Regions from separate parts of the Mus musculus genome. Here region 2 is linked to region 1. The links are chromatin loops, found by intact Hi-C in ENCODE. Cell type or tissue: heart. All regions are shown on one strand.

Evidence for each region. Hi-C counts contacts between places; a loop is a spot of excess contacts. Peaks named below come from ENCODE experiments on the same cell type or tissue, not always from the same donor. Only the 100,000 strongest peaks of a DNase experiment are listed, where the experiment ranks them.
Region 2: a loop joins it to region 1, with 2.3 times the contacts of the local background. A loop is called at or near these places in 7 of 42 quality-filtered maps.

The regions. Positions count from the first base shown.
Region 1 is chr7:99,355,874-99,363,873 of GRCm38, forward strand. No RefSeq gene overlaps it. Among named protein-coding and RNA genes, the nearest start is that of Serpinh1, 6.6 kb to the left of the region's middle. In heart, a CTCF peak has its summit at 2,200 (motif pointing left); DNase peaks (open chromatin) are centred at 8, 818, 4,438, 4,838 and 2 weaker places; H3K4me3 peaks cover 2,820 bases; H3K27ac peaks cover 4,622 bases.
Region 2 is chr7:99,245,110-99,253,109 of GRCm38, forward strand. It overlaps Gm34062 (a long non-coding RNA gene), which reads left to right and starts at 6,403. Exons shown (of 4, transcript XR_378360.2): 1 at 6,403-6,503; 2 at 7,914-8,000. It also overlaps the pseudogene Gm18943. In heart, a CTCF peak has its summit at 4,631 (motif pointing left); a DNase peak (open chromatin) is centred at 4,313; H3K4me3 peaks cover 1,085 bases; H3K27ac peaks cover 465 bases; H3K27me3 peaks cover 2,405 bases.

The sequences.
Region 1 (8,000 bases):
CCCACTCTCCAGGCAGCTTGCTCCAGAGAAAGCCTCTTTTGAAGGGAGTGGGAGGAGATTCAAACAGGTCCAGAAACTCTCTGGTGTTTCAGGCCTGGATTCCTTTAGTGTCTGCAGCTCTGCTCCGGCCACCCTGTCCTGCCTAAGGGTAGGAGCCTAGCTTGGCGTTCTCAAGGTCCAGGAGCATGGCAATGGGAACCAGAACTCCCTCCAGTCCGCTCCATCCACACTTGCCAGAAAGGAATACTGAGCCCCAGGGTATTTTGCCTCGGGTCTCACAGCATGGCTGAGCTGGAGCTGAGCTGGAGACCACATCTGAGCCCTTTCCCACCACACCACCCTTTTTCTGACCCTGCCTTAAGCTGAACACAGTTTGGCCAGGGATTGTAGAAATAACTTCTTTGGGCCCCTGTGACTAGATTCAGTCTTCGTGCCATGGACTCATAGGACAGACGCTAGCCTGTCATTTAAGTGTCCATACTGCCCATGGCTTCTGATACTATCTGATTCTTTGGTGAACACGTTTCCATTTTAAGCATCCTGGGATAAGCGGGTGAGAGAGTGAACAGTGCCAGTGAGGCTCACAGCATTCCAGAAAGGAAGACGCAGAACTGGACAAAGGATGGAGAGCATTTGTCCCAGATCCTGGGATGGTCCCCTCGGGCTGTTTCAATATAGAAGAGGAAGTGCAATCCCCTTCTATGGCTTGGAGAAGCCGCCCCCTGCTCCTTGGAGGCAGGGCCTCCAGACAACCACTCTGTGACAGTTGTCCAGAGGCCAAGTGAGCTCTCTGCCCAAGCGTGAGTCAGGAATTCTGCAATCTCTAACCCTCCCAAGAATGCTTGCTAGGGCCTTCCATCTAAGGGGGCTGTGCTGCCCGCTGCCATGAGGGAGAGAGAAGTGGGGGTGGGGGTGGCAATGAAGACCAGGAAGCTCCCTTCCCTTCCTCCCAGAGCAGGCCCCACCCTCAGCCATCTGCAACTACTCAGGAACTCTAGTGCCCTCACCCACACCTCTGCCACAATACCCAAGGGACCCAAGGCCACTGAGTGCCATAGAGACATTTGTGTGTCCACGTAGCCATGCACTATATACAGTATTCAAGGCGTCTGTGTGCGTACATTTATTTACATGTAACTGTCTGGAACATGAGATATGCATGTGTGTGCGTGATGTTGGCAGGCGCACAGGCCGGCACTTCCCCTTATCCCAGCTCTTGCCTCTCATTCAGAGAAAGGTTGGGCCTTCCAGACTCTTAAGATTGGACACAGAGATTAACACGGCCCTGTCACTTCTCTTCCCTTCTCCTCCTTTCTCTCCGGTGGTATACATGCCCGGAATAACAAAGATGATGAGGTTGGCCACAGAACTGCCCTCCTTGTCATAGCATCTCTGATCTTCAGAAAGGAGCTATGACCTGTGCTCACCTCACTTGCCTGCTCTAATGTGTCTGGTGCAGCACCCTAGTGTTACCAAATACAAGGGCCTCATTCTGGCTCTGCCGCTGCTTGGCTTGGTGCCCATGACCTTGTCTGCCTCGCTGGCTGCCCTGCTATCTCCAAGAGACCCAGGTCAGGATCTCCAGTTCACACCCTGCTCCGCCTCACAGGCTGTCGCCTGGATCTCCCCTGAGGGACTAACTGCCAATGACCTTTCTTGCTCTGTCTGCCTGAACGTTCACAAAAGTTTCATACCCATGCTTTGTGAGTGCACGTGGGCACTTTTCTGTGCGAGCAACGCATGTACACGCTTGCACACACGCACACATGCACACACACGTACATACAGCCAAGGGTCGAAGCTAGAATGAGGACTTCCCTCAGGGGCAGAGAAGTCTGTATCAGGATCTATTCCCCACCCCCACCCCCACCCCACCCCTCCATAGATCACCTATTGACTTTGGAGAACAGCTAACCCAGTGGTTTTCAACCTGTGGGTCTTGACGCCTTAGGGGATGGGGGTTGATTGACTCTTTCATAGGAGTCATGTAACAGATATCCTACCAATCAAATATCTATATTGCGATTCATAACAGTTGCACAATTGTAGTTATGAAGTAGCAATGAGGGCTGGAGAGATGGCTCACCGGTTAAGAGCACTGACTAGTCTTCTGAAGGTCCTAAGTTCAAATCTCAGCAACCACATGGTGGCTCACAACCATCTGTAATGAGATAGGATGCCCTCTTCTGGTGTATCTGAAAACAGCTACAGTGTACGTACATATAATAAATAAATAAATAAATAAATAAATAAATAAATCTTTAAAAAATGAAGTAGCAATGAAATAGTTTTATGGTTGGAGGGGGTCGTCACAGCATTAGAAAGATTAAGAATGGCCGCAGCAACCTCTGCAGCTCAGCTCCACCTCCACCTCTGCTGTCTGCATGGATCCGAGGGAGCTTGTCTGGAAAGAGAGGAAAGCTCATACCCACTCCCTGCAGGAAGAGAACACTGCACATTTGCAGCTGGAGTTTGTATCTCAGTGGCACAGATCTCACTTACCATGAGCTTAATCCCTAGCCAAGGAGAAAGGGAAGAACAGAAATGAAGAAAAGACCAAAGGAAGGAAGATTCTGTGCAGATGGGGTGGAAACATCCCATAATCGAGTAGAGTACAGAGCACTCCCTTGCTTCTGCATGGTGGCCGTCCCGGAAGGTCACTGAGAAATGACCAGGTCCACTGCCCATCGCTACGGAGTGCTGGGTGGAGGGCAACGTGCCAGACTCTCTCCTCACGCTGGATGTGAGTTTGGAGGCTGTGTTAATGTTTCATCTATCCATACACTTCGAAAATATGAAATGACTTGTGTTCCTTGGGGGAAAAATCACTATTAGAAATTCATCCCATGGAAATGATTTTTGGATATAAGCAAATATATCTAGAACTTATTTTTTAAAATGCTCACCCAGGGCTTTTTTTATAGTGGCTAAAGATTGGAGACAAAGGTTGGGTATGGTGGTGCATGCTTTTGAACCTAGAGGTCAGAAAGAAGCAGGCAGCTCTCTGAGTTCAAAGTCAGACCAAACTGTATAGTGTGTTCCAGAACAACTGAGGCTACACAGTGAGATCCTGTCTCTTAGACAAACAAATTGGAGACAAAGTCAGTGAGGAATAGAGTATTGTTAAGGTCAGAACCAGAACAGAGCCTTTTGATTGAGAACAACAGATTGGTGGATTGGTGGATGAAAAATAAGGTAGCTTATAAAACAGGGTGCTTGTGAACATCCCACGTCCAGAGCAAGATATCGGAAAGATCTTCATACATCACACACAAAAGCCAACTTTCGCTACTGTTTGATTTCCAGTTGATTTTGAAAGTATTTTGTGCTGGGTAAAGATCTGAGTTTGTTTACTTTTAATTGTTTGTTTTGAGACAGGGTCTCCCTATGTAGCCCTGGCTGGTCTGGAACTCATTATATAGACCAGGCTGGCCTTGAACTCAGATATCTGCCTTCCTCTGTCTCCCAGGTGCTGGGATTAAAGATGTACTGCCATACCTAGCCATGTGAGTTTGTTTACTTTTTAATACATGTTTATTGTAAGTAGTTAACAAAATATACATACATGCATGAATGCATACATACATACCTACATGGATATATATAGTATTCACAGAGAAAGGTTCAGAAGACATATTCTTAAGCAGCTAGTATTGTCTCCGCATATCACCTCTTTTTCTTTTCTCTGCTCCGGAGTTTTTTCAATAGCACATACTTTTTAATCACCTCAAAACATCAATAAAGTAAATTAAAAACCAACACCACCAGCCAATGGGAGGCCATGCTTTAGCCTAAACAGGTCCTGGGCAGGAGTGGTGCTGGGGAAGCCTGGGGCCTTTGGAGACAGCTTGAATAGAATTACTTCACTGCAGCCCTGCTTGGGGCTAAAGGTCCCTCTAGCCAGAGGCTTTCATATCAGCCCAGGCTACAGCACGGGGAGAAGAGAGTCAGGGAGATGTCACAGAGAAGACTAAGTAACCCTGAGCAAGAGGCTGGCACTTTGACTGGCAAGAATGCAGGGCTAGGGAATGTGTGGTGGTGGATTGGGCCTGGAAGCCACAAAAGAGCAAGGAGACAGGCCTCCCTAGTATGTGGCCTGGGTGCGGAGGTGGTCCTTTCTCTATGATGGAGACTGAGTAGGAAGCCCTACGGGAGGCAGTATGCTTCCATAGTCCCCAGGAGGGCAAACTACGAGGCTAGAAGGTTCCTGGTGGAGGAGGCTGCGTCTGAGACTGAGGCTGAATCTGAGGCCATGCAGGATGCTGTATAGAACAGCTGCTTCCCCTGTTCCTCCTCCTGGGCTGAGAAGGCTGTGGGTGGACCAGCTGCTTGAGTGATCCTCGGTGGGTGGGGTGGGCCAGTGCTGGGGTCTGTACACTCGGCTGGCTCTCATTGGCTGTCAGGACTGGAGCGGCACAGAGACAGGCCAAGCTGATGCAACGTGGGCCTATCATTGCAGGCCCTGTGGAGGGGATGCAGCTGTGCTGGCCAGCGGTTCCAGCAGGGAGGTGGGGAATGGCTCTCAAGGAAGGCTGGAGCCTGGGACTGCAGCCCAGCCAGGCCCAAAGGCTGGCTGTTCTCAGTCTGCTCTGACTCAGGAGGGAAACACGCCTTTCATGGAAGCACTCAGATCCCTGTTTCTCTCTCTCTCTCTCTCTCTCTCTCTCTCTCTCTCTCTCTCTCTCTCTCTCTCTCTCTCTCTCTCTCTCTGTGTGTGTGTGTGTGTGTGTGTGTGTGTGTGTGATCACCACAGGGAAGGAGACCCAGCTGATGCTGGGCTACAGCTGTTCCTCATGGCTCATAATTCGCAGGACCAGCTGGGAAGGAAGGGTAAGGGAGAAGTCTAAGGAGCAGGGCCAGGGCCATTTGCCAACCCTTGTGTGTGTGTGTGTGTGTGAGAGAGAGAGAAAAGGGAAGGAGATGCTTCAAAGAGCACAGTGGACCAGTCTGAGCCTTGAAACAAGAACAAGAGACAGGAACGGATTCCTCCCCCCCCCTCCTCCTGATCCTCCCCTCTCTTCCTCCTTTTGTGTTTTTCCTTTCTTTCTTTTTTTCTGTTTTGCTTGTTTCGATTTGTGGAGACAGGGTTTATGTATTCCAAGCTGGCCTCAAACTCCCTATATAGCGGAGGGATGACCCTTGAACTCTTGACCCCACCCCCAACCTCTCAGGCGCTGGGATATAAGGTGTCACCTTGCCAGTTTTAAAGAGGTATCACATGACACCCATCTTCCTGTACCCCCAGACCTTGTGTCTACCCTGCTGTGTGGCTTCAAAGGAAACATTTTCTCTAGCAGCCAGGGAATGACACACCGTGGCTTTGAAATCAGGCCTCGGGCTTGGGTCTGTGAGCTACACCAGAGGGCACCAGCAGGCTCCTGGTGGCTTCCTGGTGGCTTTGTCTATAAATTGATTACTTTGTTAATTCTCTCCAGGCCCTAGGCAGAGCCTTTGAGGCGTTGGGAGATGAGAAAGGGAGAGCTGGCTTCGAGGCAGCTGGGGTTGAGGAATCTTGTCCAGCAGTTGAGGGTTTCAAAGGCTACATTAGTACTCTGGGTAGATCCGGAACGTTTTTGAGGAGCAGTCAGAGTCTTTGAGTGCCTCAGGGCCCACACTTTCCAGAAAGTCCTTGAGGGTCCCTCCCAATCCCACCTCTCAAATCACTGTCCCAAGCCTCAGGGTCACCATGAAGTAAGAAGAATAATGGTTCTTATACACACACACACATACACACACACTCACACATACACACACACACTCACACTCACACACATTCTCACACATGCATATACTCACACTCACACACATCTCACACACGCACACATACACTCACACACACACACACACACTCACACACACATTCTCACACATGCATATACTCACACTCACACACATCTCACACACACACACACATACACTCACATACACATTCACAAACACTCACACACACACAAATAAACACACACAAATTCACAAACACACACACATACAAATACACACTCACACACACATTCACAAACACACACATACAAACATACACCCAAACACACTTGTGTGTGTGTGTGTGTGTGTGTGTGTGCACTCGCTCATGTGTGCATGCCAGGACACACATGTGGAGGTCAGCCTATAACTTGCAAGAGGCAACTCTCTCCTTCCACCATGCAGGTCCCAGGAATGGAACTTGGGCTGTCAGGATTGGCAACAAGCAACGGGTTTTTAAGGTTTTGGGTTTTGGTTGTGGTTGTTTTTTGTTTTGTTTTATTTTGAGACAGGGTTTCTCTATATATTCCCGACTGTCTGGTAACTCACTTTGTAGAACAGGCTAGCCTGCACTCACAGAGACCCACCTGCCTCTGCCTTTGGAGCCCTGGCATGCACCATGAAGCCCAACCCAAACCCACAGTTAGTAGAAGTCAGTCTCCCAGTTGCTTTGAAAGACAAAGTAATGAAAACAAACCAAACCACTGGTTTGAGATGGTGAATAAGCTGGACAGCTGCACGTCAGCCACAAGACATGCCTCTCCTCCTTCCCTTGCTCTCTCCTTCCTTCCTAGCAGCTCTGAGACTCTCTTCTGCCCTCCTGGAGTATGGGACAGGGGGAATCCTTCCAGTCAGCCAAAAAGCCCCCCATCCCTGAGCATTGAGTACAGGCACATCCCTGCCGTTCTTTGTTTGTTTCTGTCTTCTCTTAGGTGAAGCAAACACGCTCTGAGGAAGCCCTGTGGACCACACTGTTCTAGCGCCTGGAGGAAAGGCTGAGCGGATCTGACCTTTGCTTCCAGGGCTGCCATGTTGGCCATGAACTGAGAAACGAACCTAACACTAGGAAGGAGCAAAGAGGAGGAGACAGACAGACCTTGAGTTACCTGGTCATTGAATAATGAGATGCCATCTGCCTTTCCTGTGGCCATTTGTCTCAAACTCAAGTGCCTTCAAACAACACAAATTTATTCTCCATGGTTCTAGAGATCAGAATACTAAATATGGCACAGCACTGTGTGGGGGTGAATCTGCGTTTATTTTTTATTTTTATTTTTTTTTTTTTTTTTGGTTTTTTCGAGACAGGGTTTCTCTGTATAGCCCTGGCTGTCCTGGAACTCACTCTGTAGACCAGGCTGGCCTCGAACTCAGAAATCCGCCTGCCTCTGCCTCCCGAGTGCTGGGATTAAAGGCGTGCGCCACCACGCCCGGCTGTTATTTTTTCTTAATGCTGTGACAAAATAGCCCAGGAAAGACAACTTAAGGAAGGAAGGAAGGAAGGAAGGAAGGAAGGAAGGAAGGAAGGGAGGGAGGGTTTCCTTTGGCTGTGATTTGAGGGATACAGTCCACCGCGGCAGTGAGGTCACAGCAGGTGTGGGGACAGCTGGCTCCATCATGGTTGCAGTCAGGAAGGAGAAAGGTGGGGAGGGAAGAAGAGAGGAAGGAGGGAGGGGAGGGAGAGGGGGGTGCTCAGGTCACTTTCTCCTTCACTCTTTTTCTAAGTCCATGCTTCCCGCCCATGAGATTATCCTGCCCACAATAGGAGATGTATCTCCTAGGTGATTCCAAATCCAGTCAAACTGATAAGGAAAATCAGCCACCACATTGTCCTTCTCAGCCCCAAGGTCCCTATGGCTCTGTGACTCTCTCAGCCTCTGCCTCAGCCTTCCAAACCAGCTTCATAGCCAGGCGGTGATGGCGCCTTAATCCCAGTATTCGGGAGGCAGAGGCAGGCGGATCTCTGAGTTGGAGGCTAGCCTGGTCTACAGAGTAGTTCTAGGGCAGTCAGAGATATTCTATCTTGAAACACAAACAAACAAAAAAAACATCCCAGCAGCACTGAGTCCCTTCCCTAGGCCACCTGCACCCCTCCGGTCATCTCCTTATCTGGATCTGACTTCCTCTTGTAAAAAGATGCTGACTGTTGGTCTCGCTTCTCAAAATTGTAACTTAGTTACACATGAGACTCCTCACTACAAAGCAAGATAGATTTCTTGGTTCCAAGGATTAGGGCACAGGCA
Region 2 (8,000 bases), 110 kb before region 1:
AACCCAGGACCTTGCCTATGCTAGGCAAGCACTCTACCACTGTGCTACATCCCCAGTGCTGCACTGTAACCATGTGGATGAATGTTCTCTGTGCTTATAGTAGCATCTCTGTTTTAGTCGGGGTTTCTATTCCTCCACAAACATCATAACCAAGAAGCAGGCTGGGGAGGAAAGGGTTTATTCAGCTTACACTTGCACATTGCTGTTCATCATTAAAAGAAGTCAGGACTGGAACTCAAGCAGGTCAGGAAGCAGGAACTGATACAGAGGCCATGGAGGGATGTTCTTACTGGCTTGCTCAGCTTACTTTCTTATAGAACCCAGGTACCACCCACAATGGGTCTTCCCACCCTCCATCACTAATTAAGAAAATGTCCTACAGCTGGATCTCATGGAGGCTTTTCCTCAAGGGAGGTACAAAACCAGCCAGTACAATCTCCCTGACAACTAGTAAGGTTTAGCAGGCTGCAGTATGCGTTCTGGCCATCTGGGTATCATTTTCTGGGTATTGTTCTAGGTGTTTCTTGATAGAACTGTTCCAAACATTAAAAAAACATTTTCTGCACAGCTGGCTTTTCCTACAGAAGATGGCTCCCACTTTCTGGTGGTTTCAACCCTCACTTTTCCATCTCCTTCCCACAGCCTCAAAATTACTGCTGAATCCAAATTGGGAAGGAGGACCAAACTATTTTCCAAAATGGATAAACATTGGAAGGCCCCTGGATCCTCCTCTCTGGCACTGGCTGTAACTGGCCAGGCTTTTTGGGGGGATGGATTGGGTGGGGGTGGGGTGTAAAATGTTTTCATTTGCATTTCCTCATCGCTGAAGTTGAATATCTTTATAGGTATAAAATTTCAGCATATTCACAAGAATCATCGTTCATCGGGCAGATACCTTTTTCTACTTCTGTTTTCCATTGAGAATTCAATTTCAGCAGTGCGGTGATGGCGCATGCCTTTACTCCCAGCACTTGGAAGACAGAAGCAGGAGGATCTCTGTGAATTCTGGGCCAGCCTGGTCTGTAGAGTGAGTTCCAGACAGCCTATACTACACAGAGAGACTTTGTCTCAGAAAATAAATAAATTTAAATAAATTAAATTTTGACCGGGTGTTGGAATGCACACCTTTAATCCTAGCACTTGGGAGGCAGAAGCAGGCGGATCTTTGTGACTTTGAGGCCAGCCTGGTCTACAGGGTGAGTTCCAGGACAGCCAGGACTACCCAGAAAAACACTGTCTTGAGGGGAAAAAAAAAAGAATTAAAAATTTCAGGGCAAAGTGGTACAAGTCTTTCACTCTAGGTTTTGTTTTGTTTTACTTTAAAAAAAAAAAGATTTATTTATTTATTATATGTAAGTACACTGTAGCTGACTTCAGACACACCAGAAGAGGGCAGCAGACCTCATTACGGGTGGTTGTGAGCCACCATGTGGTTGCTGGGATTTGAACTCAGGACCTTCAGAAGAGCAGTCAGCACTCTTAACCACTGAGCCATCTCGCCAGCCCTTTGTTTTACTTTTTTTTGTTTGTTTGTTTAAACATGTTTATTACAACAGATACAATTCACATCTGACTAGCTTTATTTCTCCTTTCCCCTCCCACAACCATGTTCATTGGGCCACTTCCTTGTATTTGAGCAGTTAATGTACTTTCAGCACACTTGCCCAGCAGTACTTCTTAAAGTCCATTCTTAGATGAAAATGGATTTCAATAAGTTATACAAACATGGGTTATGCTTGCTCACTGTGACTTCCAGCTACTGTACATAGGAATGACAAGGTTATAGAAAAGTGCCACAGCAACAGTGCCCCAAGAAAGGAAAGGGGGCACCTTAAAAAAAATGGATAAAATCAGGCCAAGGAACTTCAGAGGGAATGGAACATACAGGAAATGAAAACATATCTTTGCAAAACAAATGGAGCAGCACTGCTCTTGATCAGGTGCAAGTGCTGGTCAGTTGTCTCATGATATTTGTACACTGCTCATAAGGTTCAAAATCGTAACCTCAGACACAGATCACCTGGCACTTGCACTGGATTTTTGAAAATTCGAGATTTCTAAATGATAAATTAAACCCTCCCCCCCAAATTTTTTCTTTTTCTTTTTTTAAAAAAAGGTAATTTTGCAGACAGGTTTCCATGTAAAAGGCTAGGTATTCAGCCACCTCAGCACTGATTAGTTTCAGATGTCTAAGCTCTGTTACATTTTGGCTTCCCATGGCTTCACTCTACAAAACATATTTACAACATGAAGATACATCTACAAGAAAGCTACATTTCAAGGGTTTTACAAATCAATCTTGTATATTTCCCCTGAATTGACTCTCACAGACCCCGTCCCCTTGTCATTTCATTTGCCCAGCTTAACGGTCCATAGTCTACTTAAATGCAGCTCAAAATGTTATGACTGGGCAATAGATTTACAGTTCCTCTATGAGATCATGTGCAATTATTCACATCTTCAAACCATGAAGGAATTCTGATTTTTTTTTTTTTTTTTAGCTTTTCGAGTTCCTTAACTTGTTGTCTCAAAAATAGTATCCTCTGCTCTCGCAAAGTTGCTTGAATTTCACATACTCGAACTAATGATCTCAAATTTTCTAACTCAGTACATATTTCTGACATATGTACACTTCCCATATTATGGGCTTCTTTACGCAATCTTGATGCCTGCTTCTCTGCATGGTCTGCGGGCCACCCTTGAACATGCTTTATGAGATTATCATTGACGTGCACCACTAGAGTAGAGTTAATGAGCACGCAGATCTAGCAGATGCATTCTGTGGTACAGCAGTTGCAGCTGATGCATTACTACTGCAAGTATGATTTGGACCAGGTGATGGACTTCTCCGGCTACTTAAGCGCTGAAGACTTCGTGGAGAAACAGGATCATGGCTCTGCTGCTTGTCAGCAGTTACAGGCTGCTGTGTAGCCGAATGTGACACTGGTCCTTGCTTAACTACTGGAGTACTAACCTTTGGCTGGGATGAAACAGGTGGAGTACTCATCAAAGGTTTCATAGGGACCGTATTAGTTTGAGGTGTGCTTATTCTTGGAGACACATAGGATCTTGGGGATGAAGCATCAGACGTCAGAGACATTGGAGACTGATTAGATGGCTGGGCTTGTGTAGAAAGCTGGGCAGCTTGAGAAATCAGCGAGGTGATGTTGAAAGCAGATGGTCCAGCAGTAAGAAACTTGTGGATGATAGACTGCAAGGAAGCTTGTGTTACAGCTGCTGTAAGAATTCCACTGGTGAAACCACGAGTGGCTGTTGCTTGCATCACCTCTCTTCTGTAACCCCTGTCTTTTGGGAAACTATTAACTGCCAATTTATTTGCTTCTTTTTGTCTCTGTTCTCTTTCAAGCCACTCTTTTGGTTTCTCCCACTGTGAAACTTCTGTGCAACAACTGTAGTAGTAATTTTTTCCAGATGAGCTAATGTGCTCAGACCAATCATCTGCAGAATCATAAAGTGCATCTGAAGTTTTGCTTGGATTATTGCTTGGATTAGAAGAATGTGAATTTGAACTATGTGGTTGTGTGAGTTTTCTTGTGGAGAGTAACTGGTCCCACCGCCCCTTTCTCTAACTCTCTGAGTGTGCACGTTTTTGGCCTTGTTGTGACCTGTGCTGTCACTGTATTTGTTTTCAGGACTATTAGATCTCCGCAACATTTTGTTTGGTGGTGAAGGATCTGCGGCGTCTCGCATCTTTTCATGTCTGTGATCACCACTACTGGGGTGACTCTTTGAAGAATACTTAAGTGCCTGTAAAACATCACCCCCCTGGAAAGGCTGAAAGTCCCCTCTCCGGTCGTGACAGCCATCACTGAGTCTCTGCTGTTTCCTCGCATACATTACCATCAATACCCGGCTGTGTGTGTGTGTCGGGGAGGGGGAGAGCGGCCGCGAGGCAGGCGCGCGGGCGGCGGGCAGCCCGGGCACCAGGTCTCAGCGCACCCTCGGCGGCTCGACTACCGCTTAGGGTCGGCTAGGGCAGAGGTGCCAACTACGGGGCGGCAGCGCGAGCCGTGGGGAGGGGGTGAGAGGTCGTGTTCCGGTCCCCGCGGAGAGCGAACGCCTCCAGCACCTTCCCTCCTCCTGCTCCGCCGCCGCCGGGTCCTTCTCGCCGCCTCCTGCCGCTGCTACAGCCGCCGCCGCTCCACCAACTACATCCTTGTTTTACTTTTTAAGACAAGATTTTTCTATGTAGCTTTCTCTGTCCTGGAACTTGCTTTGCAAACCAGACTGGCTTCGAACTCAGATATCCACATGTTTTTGCATCTCCAGTGCCACCATCACCTGGCTGGCCGCGTGTTCTTTACTTGGACATTAGGAGGCATGGCTAATGTACTGGGATTAAAGGCTTGCACCACCACATCCTGGATCCTGCTGGAGTGGGTTTTAAATGCAGAATTAAAGTTCCATTTGAGTCCTTACTAAAACCTATCAAAATCCAGAATTTTCTTTGTCCTTTATCACACTTTCCATTCCCTAACTAGAGCAGCATCCCCCACCTTCCCTCGAACGTGAAATCCCCAGGTTCGGAAACCTAACAAGTTGGAGGGTGCCGGCAGAGGGGAAATTGGAAGCGGAAAATCAGCCTTCGACAATGAGAGCTACTCCCTCTGGTGGTCAATATGAAAAGCTGCAGCCAGAAGAGCTTAAGACTGGGTTGGTGATGGCTCAGAAGCCTGAGCTGAGGGGTTGAGGCTGGATGCAGGCTGACGAACTGGTTCCGCGCTGCTAGCTTTGGCTGGAGATGAGCAGTCTGTTTTTCTCTCCGCACTGTCAGGATGGAGGATCCTGAGCTTCTGCCCTGAGTGTCAGGTACTGTGAGAATGAGACCTTACCTCATCTTCAAAGCAAACTCAGAGGCGTAAACCATTTCAGCTTACCGAAGTAACAACACCTCCCTTTCGGCCTTTTGTTGTAATGGGATCGTTGTGAACCCACGTAGGCCCTGGCATTTTCTCTTTTCCTCACACAGGTGCCCTTTCTCCAGATATGTATGACGACTCCAAGTTCACTGTTCTTCACGTTGCATTTCTTTCTTTCTTTCTTTTTGTTTGTTTGTTTGTTTGTTTGTTTGTTTTTTCGAGACAGGGTTTCTCTGTGTAGTCCTGGCTGTCCCGGAACTCACTTTGTAGGTTGGCCTCGAACTCAGAAATCTGCCTGCCTCTGCCTCCCGAGTGCTGGGATTAAAGGCGTGCACCACCATGCCCGGCTCACGTTGCATTTTTAAAAAAGATTTATTTATTTCATGTACGTGGGTATACTGTCACTGTCTTCAGACACAGGAGAAGGCAGCTTCGGATCTCATTACCGATGGTTGTGAGCCACCATGTGGTTGCTGGGAATTGAACTCAGGAGCTCAAGCAGTCAGGTCTCTTACCCACTGAGCCATCTCTCCAGCCCCCAAGGTCTCTGTTGTGGTCGACAGCGGCATTTCAGCCAGTGTGGCCAATAGGAACGCCACACTCTCTCCACAGGAATCTCTAACGCAGGGACCTCCGCCCACCTCCCACTGGGAGGTGTGTTCTCTGAATGAGGAAAGGTGAAGCTGAGGCTTTCTGTCCCCACTTCAAGCTCTCTGAGAGCTGAAGGAAGTCCCTTCAGCCGAGGGTCCTTTTCTGCAGGCAGGACTGTGAATTTGGCAGGCTGGCCCGTGCAGCAGTGTCCACACTCCCGTGTGGGGTGCTGTTATCTCAGTAAGACTCTGTGGTGAACTAAGTTTAAAGTTGAAGTGCACAGCATGGTAGGGGTTCTGAGACGTCTATCTGGAAAGAGACTGAGGTGTGGCTGGCGCGCCTTTAGTCCTTGCACTTGGGAGGCAGAGGCAAAGGCGGAGGCAGGTGGATTTCTGAGTTCGAGGCCAGCATGGTCTACAGAGTGAGTTCCAGGACAGCCAGGGCTACACAGAGAAACCCTGTCTCGAAAAACAAAAACAAAAACAGAGAGAGAGAGAGAGAGAGAGAGAGGCACTGCTCGACTGTGTGTGCCCAAGCACTGCAGCTAGAGGAAACGCTAGAGACTGGCTGTTGGGTCTCAGGTTGAACGTGGTTCTTCCTCTCCTGGAAATGATGTAAATTCTGGGCATATATGGAAGGACGAACATCCCGACCCTCACCCAAGGGGCCCTCACCCAAGGGGTTAAGCCATATATTCTTGTTTGTTTGTTTGTTTGTTTGTTTTTCGAGACAGAGACAGGGTTTCTCTGCGTAGCCCTGGCTGTCCTGGAACTCACTTTGTAGACCAGGCTGGCCTCGAACTCAGAAATCTGCCTGCGGTTAATCCATATCTTAACCCCCTGAACCGTAAACAATGCTTTATATGTGGCAAGAGGAATGTGGCAAGCATGACTAAAGGGAAGAGTCTGAAATCACCTCATGTGACCCTACAGTTGGCTGTATGATGTCATCACAGAGATCCTTGTAAGATGGCAGTGGAGGGCCAAGGGCACAACAGAAGACAGCTACATGGTGATGGAAGAGAGGCGCTTGGTAAGATGCTCTTTGAACCACAAGGAAGGGACCACATGGGGAACAGAACAAGGCAAGATGATAGGCTCTCTCACAGAGCATCCCGCAGATCCCCCCTTGCTGACACACTTTTAAGCTGGGTGTGACACTGTCTTTTCGTTGCTATGACAGAATACCCAAACAAAAGAAACTTCACCATGGAAGGATTTATGCTGACTCAGGCTTAGGGGTACAGTCCACCAAGGGGGAGGGGGAGGCAAGGGGTGGGAACATCAGGCAGCTGGCCACATTATGCCCACAGTCCGGAAATAGAGCCATACACACAGGCTTCTGCTCAGCGACCTTTCTCCTTTGAAAGCAGCCTGCAGCCTCAGCACCACCTATGTTCTGAGTGAGGCTTCCTTCTCAGTGAAACCTCTGGCCAAGTTTCACAGACACAACCAGAGGTGTCTTTCCTAATTGAGTCTAAATCCAGTCAGGTTCACAGTCAAGACTACCTACCTATCATGACACCGACTTTCCAACTTGTGGCCTCCATAAGTATCGACTTCTGTTGTTCGAGGTAGCCTTGTAGCAGCCCAGGATTACAGCCCTCCTCAGGCCCCACTAGGGCTCAGTTCCCCAGTATTTTTCTCTTCTATTCCCACAGCAACACCCTCGGCTGGCAGCCAGATCTCCTCATACCAACAGATTTGTTTGGTTTTGTTTGTTTTGTTTTGTTTTGTTTTTTTGGGACAGTGTCTCACTATGTGGCCCTGGCTGGCCTGGAACCCACTATATAGATTGAGCTGGCTTTGAACTCACAGAGATACATCTTTTGCTGCTTTCCGAGTGCTGAGATTAAAGGTGTGCATCACCATGCCTACATGGCTGTCCTATCCCATCCTTGAGAATCAAACACCACTTCCTTCTGGAGCCTGCTGCGGCCAGCCATTGGTGGGAGGGGAAAGGCATGACTCTTAAAGTGGGGAGCTCCTTCTATCTCCATGGACCTGTCCCCCTGCCAGGCGACAGGAAACTCTGCAGAGGTTTGGCTGGTGGAATAAGTGAGTGATATGTACAGTGAGTGATATGTACAGTGAGTGATATGTACAGTGAGTGATATGTACAGTGAGTGATATGTACAGTGGTGTGGGGATGTGCTCTCTAGGCCTCCAGGGGAAGGAAATCTGTGCTCTGCTGGACCTGGTGCCCTCCTGAGCCTGGGGCTCATCTTTAATACAAAAGGTCACTTTGAGTCTTGGGCAGGTTTCCTCAGACACTTCACAAACCCTCCAAGCCTTCAATGCCCCCAAACTGACACTTTTTCTTTTGTACTCCCTGGCTCTGGGTGGTCCCACCACTCACCTGCCCCTGCCCCCAACACAGGACTCGGGAGCAGGGCACCCAAAGTCTTCCTCCTTCCTTACCTCATATTCCATTCTTTCTTAGGGTGTGTACTCGTTCATACCTGTGCCTATGTGTGCACCTTTGTGGAGGCCGAAGGTTGTCTCTGTCTCACCAGCACTGGAGTGACAG